Linked DNA regions of Mus musculus: region 1 is linked to region 2. Evidence: chromatin loops called from intact Hi-C (ENCODE). Cell type or tissue: left cerebral cortex. All regions are shown on one strand. Each heading gives the region's core, and the rest is flanking DNA. Links, peaks and the distances in the headings are about the cores only.

Evidence for each region. Peaks named below come from ENCODE experiments on the same cell type or tissue, not always from the same donor. Only the 100,000 strongest peaks of a DNase experiment are listed, where the experiment ranks them.
Region 1: a loop joins it to region 2, with 5 times the contacts of the local background. A loop is called at or near these places in 3 of 42 quality-filtered maps.

The regions. Positions count from the first base shown.
Region 1 is chr12:51,182,197-51,190,507 of GRCm38, reverse strand. No RefSeq gene overlaps it. Among named protein-coding and RNA genes, the nearest start is that of Gm34745, 29 kb to the right of the region's middle. In left cerebral cortex, for the core only: a CTCF peak has its summit at 2,070 (motif pointing right); DNase peaks (open chromatin) are centred at 2,486, 2,627, 4,571, 4,933 and 2 more places; H3K27ac peaks cover 2,773 bases.
Region 2 is chr12:51,113,825-51,122,135 of GRCm38, reverse strand. No RefSeq gene overlaps it. Among named protein-coding and RNA genes, the nearest start is that of Gm34745, 39 kb to the left of the region's middle. In left cerebral cortex, for the core only: no CTCF peak of the experiment used is centred there; DNase peaks (open chromatin) are centred at 3,050, 3,656 and 3,929; H3K27ac peaks cover 1,871 bases.

The DNA of each region.
Region 1 (8,311 bases), core at 180-8,179, 68 kb before region 2:
TCTGTAAAGCAGTCATCCCTAGCTGAGCTCGCTGTCAGTGGCAGCTGTAGCACATGCCAAGGGCGGTGCATGCTGATGCTGACAGCACATAGGATCACTGCTCAGGGGATCCAGGCCCCTCTAAGCTCTCCCCTGCACTTTGTATGTATGTAGGCACAGGCACAGAGTCATCAGACAGCTTGAGTCTATCATCTTGCCGTTCTCCACAGTAGCAATGCATTCTCAGTATCACAGTTCAGCAGGTCATTTAGTCTTCTTAATGACACGATACAGACAAACCTCAGTGACAGCTAAAATTAGTTTTCCTTTGAGTCTCTTTGATTATGTCTCTAACCCTTTGAGCACTCCTTTTACCCCCTAAGTCCTGGTATTGTACAGGGGCCAATTAGAGATGTTAACCATCCTACCCACAGTACCAGCATTCTTTGGCATTGGGGTGGTGAAGATGTACTAATTTTGACCCATCTGCTAAAGAAAGTCCCTAATAACTTGACCATATATGTATGCATGTATACACACACACACACACACACACACACACACACACACACACACATACACACACACATTTATATGTTAATAAGAGCACTAAAGCTGGGTTAACATTGAACCACATTGTCAGTGTGCAGTTTAAAATTCATATACATTTCTCCAAAGTTAATCATTGTCTGATTTCCCTCTAGTCATAGTCAGCCTAGGCCCACATGCCCCTTGGCACGCCCTTTCTGCTGACCAGCACATTTGAGTCTTTTAGTCTGTCTTCTCTTAGCTTGTGGATCTCCGGCTTTCTGTCTAACTTTAGTATTTAGGGGTTCGGGCCTCATCCTCATTCTTTGAATGCTGTGGCAGCCCACTAGCTGGTCTCTGTTATTTGTGCGCTATACTTCCTCAGCACGACTTTATAGGATGCTAACGTAATCACGTTGCAGTCCTTAAAAAGGAATGTTCAGTGCATATTCTAACTATGCTGGTAAGCCTCCACCATCTACTTCTGTTCCTCTTCCAGTCACATGGGCCATTGCTGTGGCTTTCCCTGGGGGATACCAGCCCACATCATGCCAGTCCATTCTTGACTTTGCTCAGGCTTGCTTCTAGCAAAGTACCTTCGTGGTTTTTTTTTTTTTTTTTTGTCTGTTTCGAGACAGGGTTTCTCTGTGTAGCCCTGGCTGTCTTGGAACTCACTTTGTAGACCAGGCTGGCCTCGAACTCAGAAATCCGCCTGCCTCTGCCTTCCGGGTGCTGGGATTAAAGGTGTGCACCACCATGCCCAGCGTACCTTTGGTTCTTGCTTACTCTCAACTCCCACCCAGCTGTTATCTCTCATTTAAGGATCGACTGCTCCTCCTTTTACTAGAAATTCTAACTACACCCAGTGTAAGATGCTTTACACTGCTCATAGCTCTGTGATTTAAAATACACTTCCTTCTTCCTTCTTAGAATGCTTGAGTCTGTGGTAAGGTCTAGGCCCATCATTTCTCATGTCTTTAGGCTCCACTAACACAGCAATAAATGCAAAGCACACATTTGTCATGTGTCTGAACAACGTAGTACTTTAAAAACTGCTGCAGTGAAAGACCCTCTCTGCAACTGTGCTCTTGCTCCGTCCTGGGTTGTCACACAGAAGCCATGGACGTGTCGATGTATGGCATCCAGCCGTGAAGTGCAAGTCCTCTCAGAGCTCTCATTGTTACACAAGCGGCATGCAAAAACAGCTGTATGGTTACAAACCAGGCTATAAGGTTATATACTGGGAATTTCCATACTTAGTGGGAAAGATCATCAAAACATACAAAGTGAGGAAGAGAAAATGTTTAATATGAATGGTCGTTTCTTGTAGGTGGAAGTGTTACAGTTTTCGTATGTGTGTGTGTGTGCATGTGTGTTCATTCTAAATGCTTTATGAAGATTCTGCATTATACAATCAACATTTTTATAGTAGTTGCCATAAGTGTGAAGTAATTTTTCAAGAAGGCAAGAAATCTCTTCTTTGCTTGCCTATATTCTCATGGTTCCAGCAGCCTCCTTTGCTGTGGTATCTGAACATTTCTGGCTGCAAGTCACCATTTATTGCCACTAGATGTCACCAAACTACTTGCAATATTAGTGTAGATGCCCTGTGCATATTCAAACAGTTAAAAATATTTAAACACCATTATTCAGTGTTCTTTGGTGTCACACAAAGCATTCAGAATTTGAAGAATTAGTAAGAAAAGGCACATTACATAATGTTCTGCTTCTTATGTAACAGGTGAGGGCTACATGAATCCCTTGGTTTTATGTAATTCATATTTTACTGACTTCTTAATATGATTGGGAGGGGAAAATTGACACGAGAGTCTTGTTTAAATGTAGGATTATTTCCAGTTGATTCCAAGCACTTTTTTTTACATAATATATAGCAAAAACAGAGGCCAGCACCCCAAAACTCCTTCCTGAGAAGTGTTTTCCTTGAGCTGAACGCAGCTTCCGCCACAGCATCTGTAGCTCTTGGGATAATGAATCAAAACATAGCACTGGGATTCTTTCTGGAACATGTTAATTATTACAAAGCAGTTTAAAATTCATTTGGTGCTTCAGGAAGCAAAACCAATAACCTCTTCTCGAGGAACTGAAGAAGGCATCTCTTTAGCAAAGGGCAACTGAGAGCCATGTCTTTAAACGTTTGAACCTATTTACTGGGTAGGTTCAAAACCGGTCTTTTTTTCTGATTGGCTCTGTTAACAGCTAAAGTGAAGGGTTTAAGGCAGCTTGTTTCCAATCATTTTTGTTGAGAACGAAAATGAGAAGCCAATCAAAAGGCGTTTAAGTTAGGCAGTGGGTTTTGGGAAAGAAGTCTGTGCATTCCCTCCTGCTACTTCTCTCTACTGTGGAGTTCAGTGTTGAAATCATGGCATGTTATCCACCTTAAGCTTCACCATGGGAAAAGGGGCCAACACACAATAGCCTTTTAAGCAAAAATATAACTGAACCGGCCTGGTTGTTTTCTAGAGGTTTTCAATTGTTACCCATTATAAATCGCACATGTTAAGTCTTATCCACAGTATTGAGGATTTTTGACTATTGTCTAATTATAAGCATTCTATATCACTTTTATTTATTATGACATATTCTCTGCACGAAATTAAAAGGCAATAAGGATCATTAAGTCTAACTAAGTTTATTTACAGGGAAAAAAGCTACCATTAACAATAAGGAGGAAACTAAACCAACCCAGCAGCCCACACATCTCAGTTTATGAGACATTTTTAAAAGAGATCGTGGTACCGATCATTATATTTCAGATGCTACCAACCCAAAGCAAATAAGTCTACACGTCACCGGGGATTTTTAACTTCCACTAGTCTGACTCTAGTGAGGTTAGTATAACAAATGCCATCTTTACTTTATTTTGTGCAGAAACTATGAATTTTAAGCACTAGGAAAATAAGTATCATGAAAAACAGAATAGCCTCATCACGATGGGGCTCCAGGTTCTGTACTCGTTTATCAGGTACAACTTGACACTTGTGTGGATTGTGCTCCGAGCCCTGTTTCATTTGCTACTCATGTGCCATTGTACCACACAGAGAGGTCAGATCTTCTTGCAATATTGTAATATGGAATTGCAATTTGGTTTTTCTGTCCTAGGTGTCTCCTGAAAATTTCTTTACTTAAACCTTTCGTATGAAATATTCATCCGAGCTGCTCTGATATGGTGACAATCCTCAACTGTAAAGTGGAGGAGCCATTTTTGGACGTGTCTCTTCAGATGCTCAGATTTGCTTCTCTCTAGTACTTAAGAAATGAATAGCCTCCATCAGCTACGTATAAGGCCTGATAAGCTCACCCTGTGACACACTTTGTACTGTTATTATTCGGTGTCTTCCTTTCATATGTCCACCAAACGCCTCTAGTTTAGCTCCAAAGCACAGTGCATTTCCTCTGTTATTTTCATATTCACCCTCTCACTGATGCAGCTGATTGCTGCCACTGAAGTAGACAAGAGTTCTACTGGTAGGCTCTCATCCATGAAATTGCAGAGTCTAAGACTAGCTTTACATATTTTGAAATTAAAGTGTGTGTGTGTGTGTGTGTGTGTGTGTGTGTGTGTGTGTGTACATGAGAAAATGTGCTGTGTGAGAGTGTGTGAGAGAGTGTATATGTGTGTGTATGTGTGTGAGAGAGAGTGTGTGTGAGTGTATGTGTACATGTGTGAGTTTGTGTGAGAGTGTGCCTGTGTGTGTGTGTCTCAATTACTTTAAAGACATTTTGCTAATTTGCTGCAATCTTTTGCATCCTGTGTTTTAATGAATGTTCCAGGGAAGAGTTGTAGTGAGAGGTTGGTTTCTCGAAATGAGAGGCATCGGCATTCACAGAATTTGGTCAAAAAGAAGTCCAGCACTAAATTGCATGTTGCTTTGGGTGTCAGCCATGAAAATTTGCTCAGCTCACTGCTGAAGGATATTGAAACACATTTCTCGCCGACATGGCGTCATCTGTGGTGTGGATGGAGCCTTCATGCTGACAAACACTGCGTGAGTGGCTGCTGGAGCCAGTAGGCACTCCTGATGATTAACTACAAAAAATGCTTTTGACTCTGGCTGCTGACAGGAGTGACAGTGCTTTGGCCAGACCGGCCTCCTTCTGGACACCAAAGCGTGTTCCCGTCTTGGTTTTACCATCTGGTTCCAATACAAGCCAGGGACGATGAGGAGAAGAGTCTGTTAGAGAGGCAGCAATAGACTAATTCTTTTGGCAGTTTCATCTTTCTCTGATCAATTAAAAAGAAATGTACATAGGCCAGCGGAACAAAGCAACAGCTTCTGCAGTTTTGGTTTGGCAAAGGTCTTTTGAGCGTTTTCTGAATGCAAGGGGTCTGCATGGGTCACCGTATGCTTCATTATGGTAAAGGTGGGTAAATAGTGAGCTTCTGCAATGGAACTGAAGCTTACCCATGGTGCTGCAAGAATACCAGTGTTGCATTTTATATGACTCACTTCCTTCTAGGCAGCTCTAAATATATTCAGTCGGTGTAAGAATACTTAGCCCCGAGGATACTAAAAGCAGCAGAAATAATTCAAACTCGATATCCTTATTTGAAGTGTGTGTGACCAAAGGTATTTTAGATTTTACATTATAAAAGTTTGAGAGATGTCTAGAGTCATGAGGTACCTTGGGAATGGGACTCAAAACTATTTGCTGGTCTGGTGCTGGAGAGATGGATCAGGGGTTAAGAGCACATGCTGCTTGTGGGGTTTGAATGAAGATGGCCCCTGTAAGCTTATGTATTTTAACTCTTAGTTCCTTTGGATGGAACTGCTTGAGAAGGATTAGGAGGCGTGGCCTTGTTGGAGGAAGGTGTGTCCCTGGGCTTGGGCTTCAAGGTTTTGAAAATCCATTCATTTGCCGGTTAATCCTTTCTTTCCTCTCACATTCGGAGAAGGATGTAAGCTCTTCACCCTTCAGCACCATACCTGTTTACTGCCATGCTCCCTGCCATGATGGTACAGACTCATCCTCTGGAAGTGTAAGCTCCAATACAACTCTTTCATAAATTGCCTTGGTTATAGTGTTTTGTCACAGCAATGAAAAGTAACTAAAACATTGCTCTTCAGAGGACCTGAGTTCAGTTCCTGGCACCCAGACAGGGAAGCTCACAACTGCCTATAACTCCAGTCCTAGGGGATCTGACACCCTTTTCTGGCCTGCATGGACACTGCACATATTATGGTATACATACAAAGGAGGCAGGTTCTTATACACATAAAACAAACAAACAAACAAACAAACAAACAAACAAGTCACCGATGCTTCATATCCTCTCTGCACACATAGCCTGAAGGTAACCCCATGATACAGTTCTAATTTTTTTTGAGACAGTCTTGCAGGCTTGGAACTCACATAGATCAGGCTAGCCAGGAACAGAGTTCTGCCTGCCTTTGGCCTCCAAAAGCTGGGATTAAAGGTGTGTGCTACCACATCTTGCTTAAAATGTCAATTTAGCTTAACTTAAAAATTGTTTGTGTTTATAAATTTATACAGGGTCTACATTAAAAATGTTAGCAGGGTCTGGAAAGTTCAGGGTGGCTTTGAGTTTGCTGTGAGGCTCAGGATGACCTTGAACCTCTGGTCCTGCCTCCATGCCTGGTTGAGGCAGTGCTGGGGTGCAAGTCGAACATTCTGCCACTCGACTTACATCCCAAGCCCCTACATAGTATTTTCACTACACCTGTGTTTGGATTGAGACTTTTGACAGGAGATCTTGTATGGAATTCTCACTTAAGATATCGTGTTGGTGCTCAAAAGTTGGGTTTTTGAAATTTTCAGATACTGAATTTTTACATCAGGGATGCTCAACCTATAATAATATTTTTTGTGAGGCTTTATAATTTCCCAAATGTATTCAACTAGAATATTTCTTTACAGACGTTTTACACAGCTAGATGAACAGATAGTATTTTTTATGCTTGCAATTAGCATACACGGAAACAGACTCAGAGATACTAAATAATGTATACAAAGTCACAGAGCTGGTGGTAGGGACAGAGGTAGGCTGGAAACTGGGGTGGAGAAGCTCTCCCTCTGGGGACTGCACTTTCCATTGTCTGGTGTTGTTTTATGTCCTCCTGACAATAGTTCCATGGTTCAAAAAAGGTCAGACCCATCTCAACCTGAGAACATGGGGAACAGAATAGTGCTCAGCTCTTCTTGTGATCTGCCACAAGCTTTCATAGAGCACATTTTGGTCTTGTGACACAAAGGATCCATTTTGTCAATAGGAAATATCAATGTTCAGTGATGAGAACTTGAGTTGTATAGATAGGATGGAATAAACTGATAACAACTTGGACAGGAAAGTACAAAGTTAGTAGGTTGGGACTCAAAGGAGCTCATCTGTTGAGTAATGCTGCTTGGATGATACTTGGGACAGTTCCCAACATTTCTGTTTCATCAGATTTCTTTCTTTTTCCATTCTTGTCTTTTAAATCTTTTATTTCTAATGCCCTCACCTTGACATTCATCGAATGAAGCTGTTCTAAATGGGAAGAGGGATAACAAAGATAAACCTACCCTAGCAAATGTTTTTCTTCAATGAGATGTTTAGTAAGTATCCAATCTCTTCCCTCTGGATCAAGAATACCCTGATTACTGATACACATATAAACTCATAGAGACATGCACAGGTTCAAACCAAACACAATCACATCATGAGAAGAAGTAGACCCACATTTAACTGAGATATACATTGATACATACTGGGAATGGCAATATTAGTTTTCTCCAATGGACTGTTACTAGGTATATCAACTTCAGTTCAAAGCAAGTTCCATGCCTAGGCACAAAACAGACTTCATGGTTTTTGGTTTTGTTTTGCTTTGTTTTTGTGGGATTTTTGTTCAATTAATTTGCTATTTATTTATGTTTTATTGTTTTTTGATTGTTTTGATTTTTTTGAGAGGCTGAGGAGAGAAAAAAGAGGGGACAAACTTGAATGGTAAGGATGTAGGGAGCATTGGGGGAGGGGAAAGAATATTACCAAAGTGCATTATATGAAAAACAAATTTTCAAGTCTCTAAATATGTTGTTTGTTTTTAGAGAATATGGTTACATCATTTTCTTCTTCCCTTTTGTTCTTCCAACCCTTTTTCATATATCCATTTTTGTTCTCTTTCAAATTAGTGGCCTTTATTCATTAGATGTATGTATGTGTGTGTGTGTGTGTGTGTGTGTGTGTGTGTGTATCATATGTATAACACATGTGTGTGTGTATCATATGTATAACACATGTGTGTATGTATATATGATGCATATGTATATATGTATATGACTACATAGATACAACCTTCTCAGTGTGTATAATGCTACTTATAAGTATATATCTCCAGGGGTGACCATTTGGTGTTGGATAACTAATTGATGTGTTCTTCCCTGGGGAAGAGTATGTCTCCCACTTACAGCATTTTTTAGTTACCTGTAGTTCTACATGTAGGGTTGAGTCCTCATGGGCTTCCTGCTATCCATGTTACCATGTTTATTTTTGACCTTGTTTGGCTTATGTTTGGAGGACTCACAGTGGTAAGACTTTATGGATATAGCTTTAACATTACTAGGAGACACAGTTTTACAGGACTCTCCCTCATCTCTGACTCTTACAGTCTGCTTACTTTTCCACTATGTTCCCTGAGCCTTAGCTGTGAAAGTTCTTTTGTAGCTGTATCCTTCTTTTGTAATTGGGCTCCATAACTCTGAATTTCATTGGTTGTAGTTTTCTGTAATGGTCTATGTCTGTTGCAAAGAGAATTTCCTTGATGAGGGGTGAGGACCACAGTTA
Region 2 (8,311 bases), core at 99-8,098:
TTTGGTAAGCAACGAGGAACTTGGAATGAAGAATATGAATATATATGGAGCTAGAGAGATGGTTTAGCAGTAAAGAGCTCAGTCATTCTGTTCTGTGAGACCTGAGTTCAGTTCTCAGCACCCATGTCAGGTGGCTCACAACTTCTTATAACTCCAGATCCAAGGGGTCTGATGTCTCTGCAAATGAGGTCACCTCCCCACACACACCTTACACACACACACACACACACACACACACACACACACACACACACACCCCTTACATACACATACACTCAAATTCAAAATTCAAAATAAATCTTTAAAAGAAGAACATGATGAATGTATACAGCATCAATGGCAACATAAAAGTGAATATAAATGGTGATGAACTTCCACATTCCATAGCTGTGTTCAGATCATATCAGATGTGAGTAGACACATGGGAGAGTCTTCCTATCACATTTTTTTTAAAAAGAGGAGGGAATGATAAATCGAATTAAATGTAGATATAATGTGATGGTGTTATTGATTTATTAAGCTGAATCAGAGAGTTCAGTGTGGCCATACCAGACACAGCAGAATGCTAGGGTAAGGTACTGTCTGACAAAGAAAGGTGGCCTGGAAACATGACAGGCCCGTTGCCAAGTGTATCCGAATCAATCAGATTCAAGGCCAGCTCCAGAGAAAGGCCTACTATGGGCACTGGCCCTTGGGGAGTTGCCTGAAGAAGTCTGAACTTCTGCTTAATTGTTTCGGAGAAAAGTGTACAAGCCAGCTAGTCTTCCAGTTCAGCGTTCTATCCTCACTCAGATAGCTGTAGATAAAGATTTGAGGACAGTGTCTGATGCAGATCAAATATTATGACTTAACAGATTAACCAATGAACAAGCAAACAAATGAGCTAAGGAATTGAAGAGGAAATGCAACAGAATAAGGAATGGAAAAAAGTTATAAACGACAAAGAACGGTATATTGTAATCTCGTTTGAAAGAAAAAAATAAAACCAGAAAGGATACTTATTCTTAAAGACCAGGAAAGAAACACTCATATTAATTAAGAAAAAGAAATATTTAAAAAATTAAGAATCGAAAGGACAAAATTGAAAGCATATCCTAGAAAATAGAATAAGACCAGGAAATGAAAAAGCAAAGATAAACGAAACAAAACTGAAGATTAAGTTTAAGATGTCCACATACATATAAATTCAAAAGGGAAAACAGAAAATGGTAGTTTAGCCATTGCAAAAGACAAAATTTCTCCAAATGGAAGGATGTGCATTTTAAGATTGAAAATTGCCACGAAGTGTCCTGAAAACTAAAACCAAACCAAACAAAACCACAGCCACCCTAAAACAGAACTCTCATGGTAACACCTTGAAAGCCCAGAGCATTAAGAGTCAGGCTCCTCAATGCTTTTGAGGAGACAAACAATATCACTGAAGACTCAAAAGGCAGCCCACTGTGGACCTTTAAGGGCAAGGGACCACTGTTAAACTAAAATCTCTGGAAAAATATTATTTCAACTTAGAATTACTCACCATATTAACAAATGAATACAAACCGAATTGATATTTCCTGTTTGGTACATAAATGTTCAGAAACCGGCTTTCTGAATACCTTCCCAGAAAAGTGCTGCCACCGCAGAGGGAAACAGAGATGTGTGAGAGATGGAGGAAGCAAGCTCCAGCTGGGTAGAGCACCAATGTGTACACCTTGGAGAGTCAAGATCAAATCTCAGAGAGAAGCCTGAGAGGAAGACAACAAGCAAACAAAGACGGACATACTCCCTCGGTGTGAGACAGCTTGGCTAAGGAACTATTTATATTTATTTAAAAGAGCCTGGACAGAGCCAAAGAAAGAGATGCAGAGAAGGCCGTGAGCAAGCAAATATAAGAAATATATGATTAATTCAAGAGCATCACCCCAGAATTAAACCTAGGGCCTCATGCTTTCTAAGCAAGTGCTTTTGTGTAGACCTGTATACTCAGAAAAGATCTGGACTTTCTTCAAGTGTGTGCGTGTGCATGTGTGTGTGTGTGTGTGTGTGTGTGCGTGCACTCGCAAAGGAGTGCAGGTGCCCTTGGAGGCCAGAGGCATCAGATCCCCTGGCACTGGACACAAGAAGTTGTGAGCTGCTTGTTGATAAGGGTGCTGAAAACTGAGCTCTGGTCCTCTGGAAGCACACTAAGGGTTCTTAACCATTGAGTCATCTCTCCAGCCCCAAAGGTCCAGCTTTAATAGAAACATGCTGAAGACCATCATGGCTGAAGACAACACAATTCTGCCAGAGGCTTGTTCTACATAAAGCCAGAAGGAAGCTTGCCACAAATTCCTTGAGTATAAAGCCACCTGCCTGGCCTTTGTAGTTGCTGGTAGTCCAGCTAGTTGTTTTAGTCACCGGCCTATTGCTGTTAAGGAACACCATAACCGAGGCAACTCTTATAACAAGAAAGCACTTAATTGTGGGCTTGCCTATAGTTTGAGGAGGTTAGTCGTTATCCTGTCAGGAGCCTGTCAGGAACATGGTAGCATGCATGGTGCTGTAGCTGTAGTTATATTCTGATCCATAGGCGACAGGGGGGTACATATATATAGATAGAAAGGATAGAGATAGTGGGCCTGGCATGGGCTTTGAAACTTCAAGGCCCACCCCCAGTGACACACCTATTCCAACAAGACCACACCTCCCATTCCTTCTAATCCTTTCAAATAGTTCCACTCCTTGGTACCTTAGCATTGAACTATATGAGTGTATGGGGTGGGGGGTGCATTCTAATGCAAACCACCACATTAGGTGTTTCTGTGTCTGCGATCAACTAAAAGTCTGCTTTCAGCCCATGAGAAGACAAATGTGTGATGAGCGACTGTACCGATCATGTACAAAGTGACTGCGCCGTGCTGGAGCCCTCACTGCGTGCCTTGCCTTATCTCTGTTGATTCTTAGCTGCTTTCAGTTTGGCTGTACAATTGGGTGAAACTGAGATTTAAAGAGCCAACACAACTTTCCCAGAGTAGCAGGCCTTCGATGAGAACGCAGGCAGTGCAGGTCAGAATTCTGCTCCAGGGTGTCACTCTTCCGTTCAGTACACACCTCGTAACGTGCCGCAAGGGAACGGACAAAATCAATAAGAAAAGCAGACTCTTCTGATGGATGAAGAGGTTGAACCGAAGCCAGGGAAGGCTTAGGAGGGAAAGGGAACAGCCCTGCTGACCCACTCACAAGAACCAAGAATTGATGTGGTTTTGTAAACAACTGTTTTAGTGACTGGTCAAAGTCCCTTCTCTACCCGAAGACCAGAACAAGCCACCGCAATGACTCTTTTTTTCCAGAGACTCAGTTTTCACTCTTTTCTTATCTTTTAAACACCATTTTTCCTTCTTATGCCTTTTAATTACTAGGCTTCCTAGTACTCAGACCTAGATTGTCTTGTCTAAACTTTCTTTCAGTGACTATTTGCCTCCTGGGAGTCCTGGCAACCAGGCAAAGAGACCCCAATCTGGGAGCCAAAGAAGGCCTAGTTTTCCCTCCCATCCCCAGCCTCATTAAATATGGTGCAGTTTCTACCAAGAGTGTTGGGGGCGGAGGCTGTGTGGGCAAGACACAGCTTCCAAATGTTCTTGTAAATATTCATAAAAACACGTCAGTGTTGCTAAACCCACGGTAAACCATAACCACCCATCCCTGTACACCCTGCATCCTTTTGCTGTTAATCCTTTTGTCCGCCTTGAATTCCTTCCCACAATTGCTTCTCCCTCCATCTTGTGTTTTTGAATTGCTGCCAGCCACCTTAGCCTTTCAGGCAGCCCGCGGTACCCTTTTCAAAGCAGCGGGCCTTGCTGCCAGCTAGGATGCGAACGATACACGCTGTCCCAGCGATGTTGTGTTTTCTCATCTTGGTTCCTTGCTCATGGGGAACACGGCAATTATTCTACCCAGGACCTGATGGGGATTTCGGAGCGACCTGGCACATCTGAAACATTTTTCTGACTCACTGAGTTGGCATCTCTTGCTAGATCAGCATTGGCCCAGTTCCACACAGCCTGTCACCAGCAGTGGGTGTTGTTGTAAGCACTAGTTTTGATTGTGGCAAGATGGGCTCTGTGACTCTCCTCTTGTTCTGTTGAGTTCAGAAAAGGCATCTGCTCTCCATTCACATTGCATTTGACAAGAGTCCAAAACCTAAATGAATGTTGCTAATAAAGAACTGTAAGGAAAAAACATGTTGAGAACCACTGAGTGTATTCAACACATATCAAGTGTTGGAGCAGGGAGGGGGTAGGCTGGAGTGAGGCACTGGCTTGGGATCGGCGACTGGAGGGGTGGGAACTCTGGCCTCAGGGGCTAGCTCTGTCGGTGCACTGTGCCTCAGTTTGCCTTCTTTAAGTTGAACATGCTTGTGAGGTGTTTTCTGAAACAGACTGCTGGCGACCTGGAATCTGTTTACCTCGGCTGTGGGTCAACGGAGCCTGAGTTCTGTGGTAGTATTGATTAACTACTCAATGGCTGCCAAGGGTGACTTCAGCTCTGTACTTAAGCTTCACTGCTCATTCTCATCAAAGTCTTTGATCTGGGCAACTGGCTTGTCCACTGCCTTTTGTGTAGCACGTATAAACACAGCCCAAACCCATCTTCCCTTACTTTCTCAGACATAGCTCTTACATTACAAAGTCCACCCTGGGCACTGCTTTCCAGAGCAAGCAGCGGGCATCCTGAGAGGGTTTGCTTCTAAATAGGAGTGGTTGAGAGTTTGGAAAAAAATATTAGAATGTGAAACTATATTAAAATCACTGTCATCGAAGTCCTCATTTGGAATATGAATTATCTCGAAAACATACATACATATACCAAGGTGGTTGAATGAGAAAACTTTTAAGAGAGTATCTTAAGTCTTTAAACCGTAACATTATTATTATAGGTAAAATTCTTTCAGGTAAAGTGTAACTAACTTTTAATAAGTGTGATCATTTTAAACAGTACTAACACAACCACACTGTCACAATATTAATGTTACCGTGCTTTTGGCAATTAAGATACAAGGCATATGCTTTTTTCTTTAGAGGCTAATACCACATAAATAAATATTATTAAGTATTTTAAGGGCTTTATCCACAGAAAATTCTTACACTCTTAGTTTTTACAGGAGAGTGTCTATCAATTAAGACAAATTACTTTTATCCCATGGCCTTAATATCATAGCTAGTCCAGATTAAGAAAGACTGGAAAGTGAATAAAAATTGAATGAACCCAATATTTATTCTTGGTAGACTTCTCTGTGGTGGACAAAGCCTATCTCGTTCTCAAGAAAAACCTGGGTTAAGAATTCAGATTTTAATTTGTCAAACAAACATCTGCTCTATTGTATTGATGGGGCGTAGACTAGAATGACATGCTATTATTTGAGGTAAGTTGAAGGCCACCCTTTATGAAAATAAAGACATCAAGGATTTAGCCACGCAAAACTTTATCAGAGCATGTAAGGTTGGTAATGTTTGCAAAGTTTGGAACAGTCTTCAAGTCCCTCTAGAGCTGGACAGCTTAAGGAGGGTAAGAATGTGTGTGGTGGCATCCATGCTAATTTCCAGGTAAAGGTGTGGATACGTGACAGAATGGACAATCTGGGACCCTTAGGGCTACAAGTCTGGAAAGGGGGGTGGGGTGGCATTAGTTACTTTTCTTATCCCTGACCAAACACCTTATAGAGGCAACTTAAGGGAGGAAGGGTTTATTCTCCACCATGGATAGCATGGTGGAGAGAGCATGGTGGGTAGACACATTGGAGTGACTCAGTTCCTTCTGGTATTTGCTGTTGCAGTAATTTCCAACCCCAATAATCCCGAATAAAAACCACACAATCTAGTTATATTTATAAGCGATAAGCCTAGGTTGGGCAGAACTAGCACTATACTAACTTATTTCCCAGCTATGAGACCCTTTGTTACAGAGTTTCTCCTGGCCATGTGGTTCTGTACCATCTTCGTTTCCTCCTTCCTCTCCCCTCCCTCCCTCCTCTGTCCTCTCTCCTTCCCTTCTCATATTTCTCTCTCTCTCTCTCTCTCTCTCTCTCTCTCTCTCTCTCTCTGCTCCCACTCTCAAAGACCTCCTGTCCCACCTTTCACCTCTGCTGCCTAATCACAGGCTCTAGCCATTATTGACCAGTAAATGGGGAGAAGGTTCACATGGGATCACCTGAGTACGTGATCCACTGTTCATCCGGAGGCTGTCCCTCCCTCTTGAGGAAGCAGAATTAACGTCAGAAATCAAACAGCATCAGGACAACCCACAACAATTTGCTTTCAGCATGCTGTCAAAATCACCTATATCCTGCCAGATCTGAAAACAAACTGGGATCAGAAGTGGACATCACCCTCAACGCCCACCCCTCACAACTCACTTCTGCTCTCGAGGCCATCGCTCCGAAGTCTCCTCACAACAGTGCCATCAATTGGAGGTCTAATGTTCAAACACACCAGCCTGTGAGGTTCATTCTATACTCACACAGACAGGTAAATGGTATATGACGGTCAATCAATAAGGATGAGAAGTGAGCAATCGCCAGTGTGGTCAAATTTTAGGTTACTGTTTATTGAGAATTTGTTTGTATTTGTACTTGTGTCCTACATAAAGATGAAACAATGTGTTTAGTGATAGAACAAAAACAAAATCCCCAAACAGTGTTTTATATAAGAGGATAATTGCTATTAAATGGAAGTATTCAGTTACTGAGTGACACTTTTGGGGATCTTGTTCAACCCTAAATCCTCACCTAACCTATATCAATGTCACAGTCCAATTGTCACCTTTACTTTTTGTCCCCTTTACTGCTCAATCCCTTCTGGTGTTTGCTGTCGGACATCAAAACCTCTTTCGAGTCTTTTTGCTGAATTCCAAGATAATATTTGCTCCTTATTTCTTAGGAAGATCTAACACTCTTTTTTCCCTAATTCATTCTTTTTTAAAAAAAAAAATTTAGTTTTTATTCTTTATATCCACTATATTTCAGCTTACCTACACTTCTCCTAATCTCCTCTCCTTACCTCCCATCTCCTGTAGATTCATTCCTTCTGTGTTTTCCTTAAAAAAAAAAAAAAAAGAGCAGGCTTCCCAGGCATATACCAGACACAGCATAACAAGTTACAATAAGATTAGGTACAGCCCCTCATATCAAGGCTAGACAAGGGAACCAGTGAGGAAGAAAAGGGTCCTAAGCACAGGCAAAAAAGTCAGAGGTTGGAGATAGCCTTTACTCCCACTGTTAAGGGTCCCTTAAGAATACCAAGCTACTATCTAGGGATCCACCCCATAATCAGCTTCCAAACGCTGACACCACTGCATACACTAGCAAGATTTTGCTGAAAGGACCCAGATATAGCTGTCTCTTGTGAGACTAGGCAGGGGCCTAGCAAACACAGAAGTGGATGCTCACAGTCAGCTATTGGATGGATCACAGGGCCCCCAATGGAGGAGCTAGAGAAAGTATCCAAGGAGCTAAAGAGATCTGTAACCCTGTAGGTGCAACAACATTATGAACTAACCAGTACCCTGGAGCTCTTGACTCTAGCTACATATGTATCAAAAGATGGCCTAGTTGGCCATCACTGGAAAGAGAGGCCCATCGGACACACAAACTTTATATGCCCCAGTACAGGGGAACGCCAGGGCCAAAAAAAATGAGAATGGGTGGGTAGGGAAGGCGGGGGGAGGGTATGGGGGACTTTTGGGATAGCATTGGAAATGTCATTGAGGAAAATACATAATAAATTAAAAAAAAAAAGAATACCAAGCTACACAATCATAAGGTATGTGCAGAGGCCCCAACTCAGACCCATAAAGGATTCGCGATTGTAGCTCCTGTGAACCCTCAGGAGCCCTGCTTAGTTGATTCTGTGGGTGGTCTCTGGCTCCTAGAATCCTTTCTTCTCCTCTTCTTCAGAGTTTCTTTGGCTTTGCCTGGTGTTTGGCTGCAGGTCTCTGCATCTGCTCCTATCAGTTGCTAGACGATGCCTCTCTGATGACAATTAGGTTAGAGACTGATTTATGAGTATAGCAGAATATCATTAGGAATCATTTTTCCCCCTGCCAGTTGTATGTGGTCCTTTCCTGGATCTCTGGGCAGACCAGCTTTTGGTTCCATCCACGAAGTGTTAGGTGTGGACTCCTATCTTGTGTTGGACCGTCATTGGTTGGACCCTCCTACATGTTCCTTACCACCGTTACCCCAGCGCATCTTGTAGGTCAAAGGTTTCATGGATGGGTTATTGTCCTAGTCCTCCACCTAGGAGGAGCCTTGCTTAATTATAGACAATTGACGGTTCAGGTTCTATATCCACAT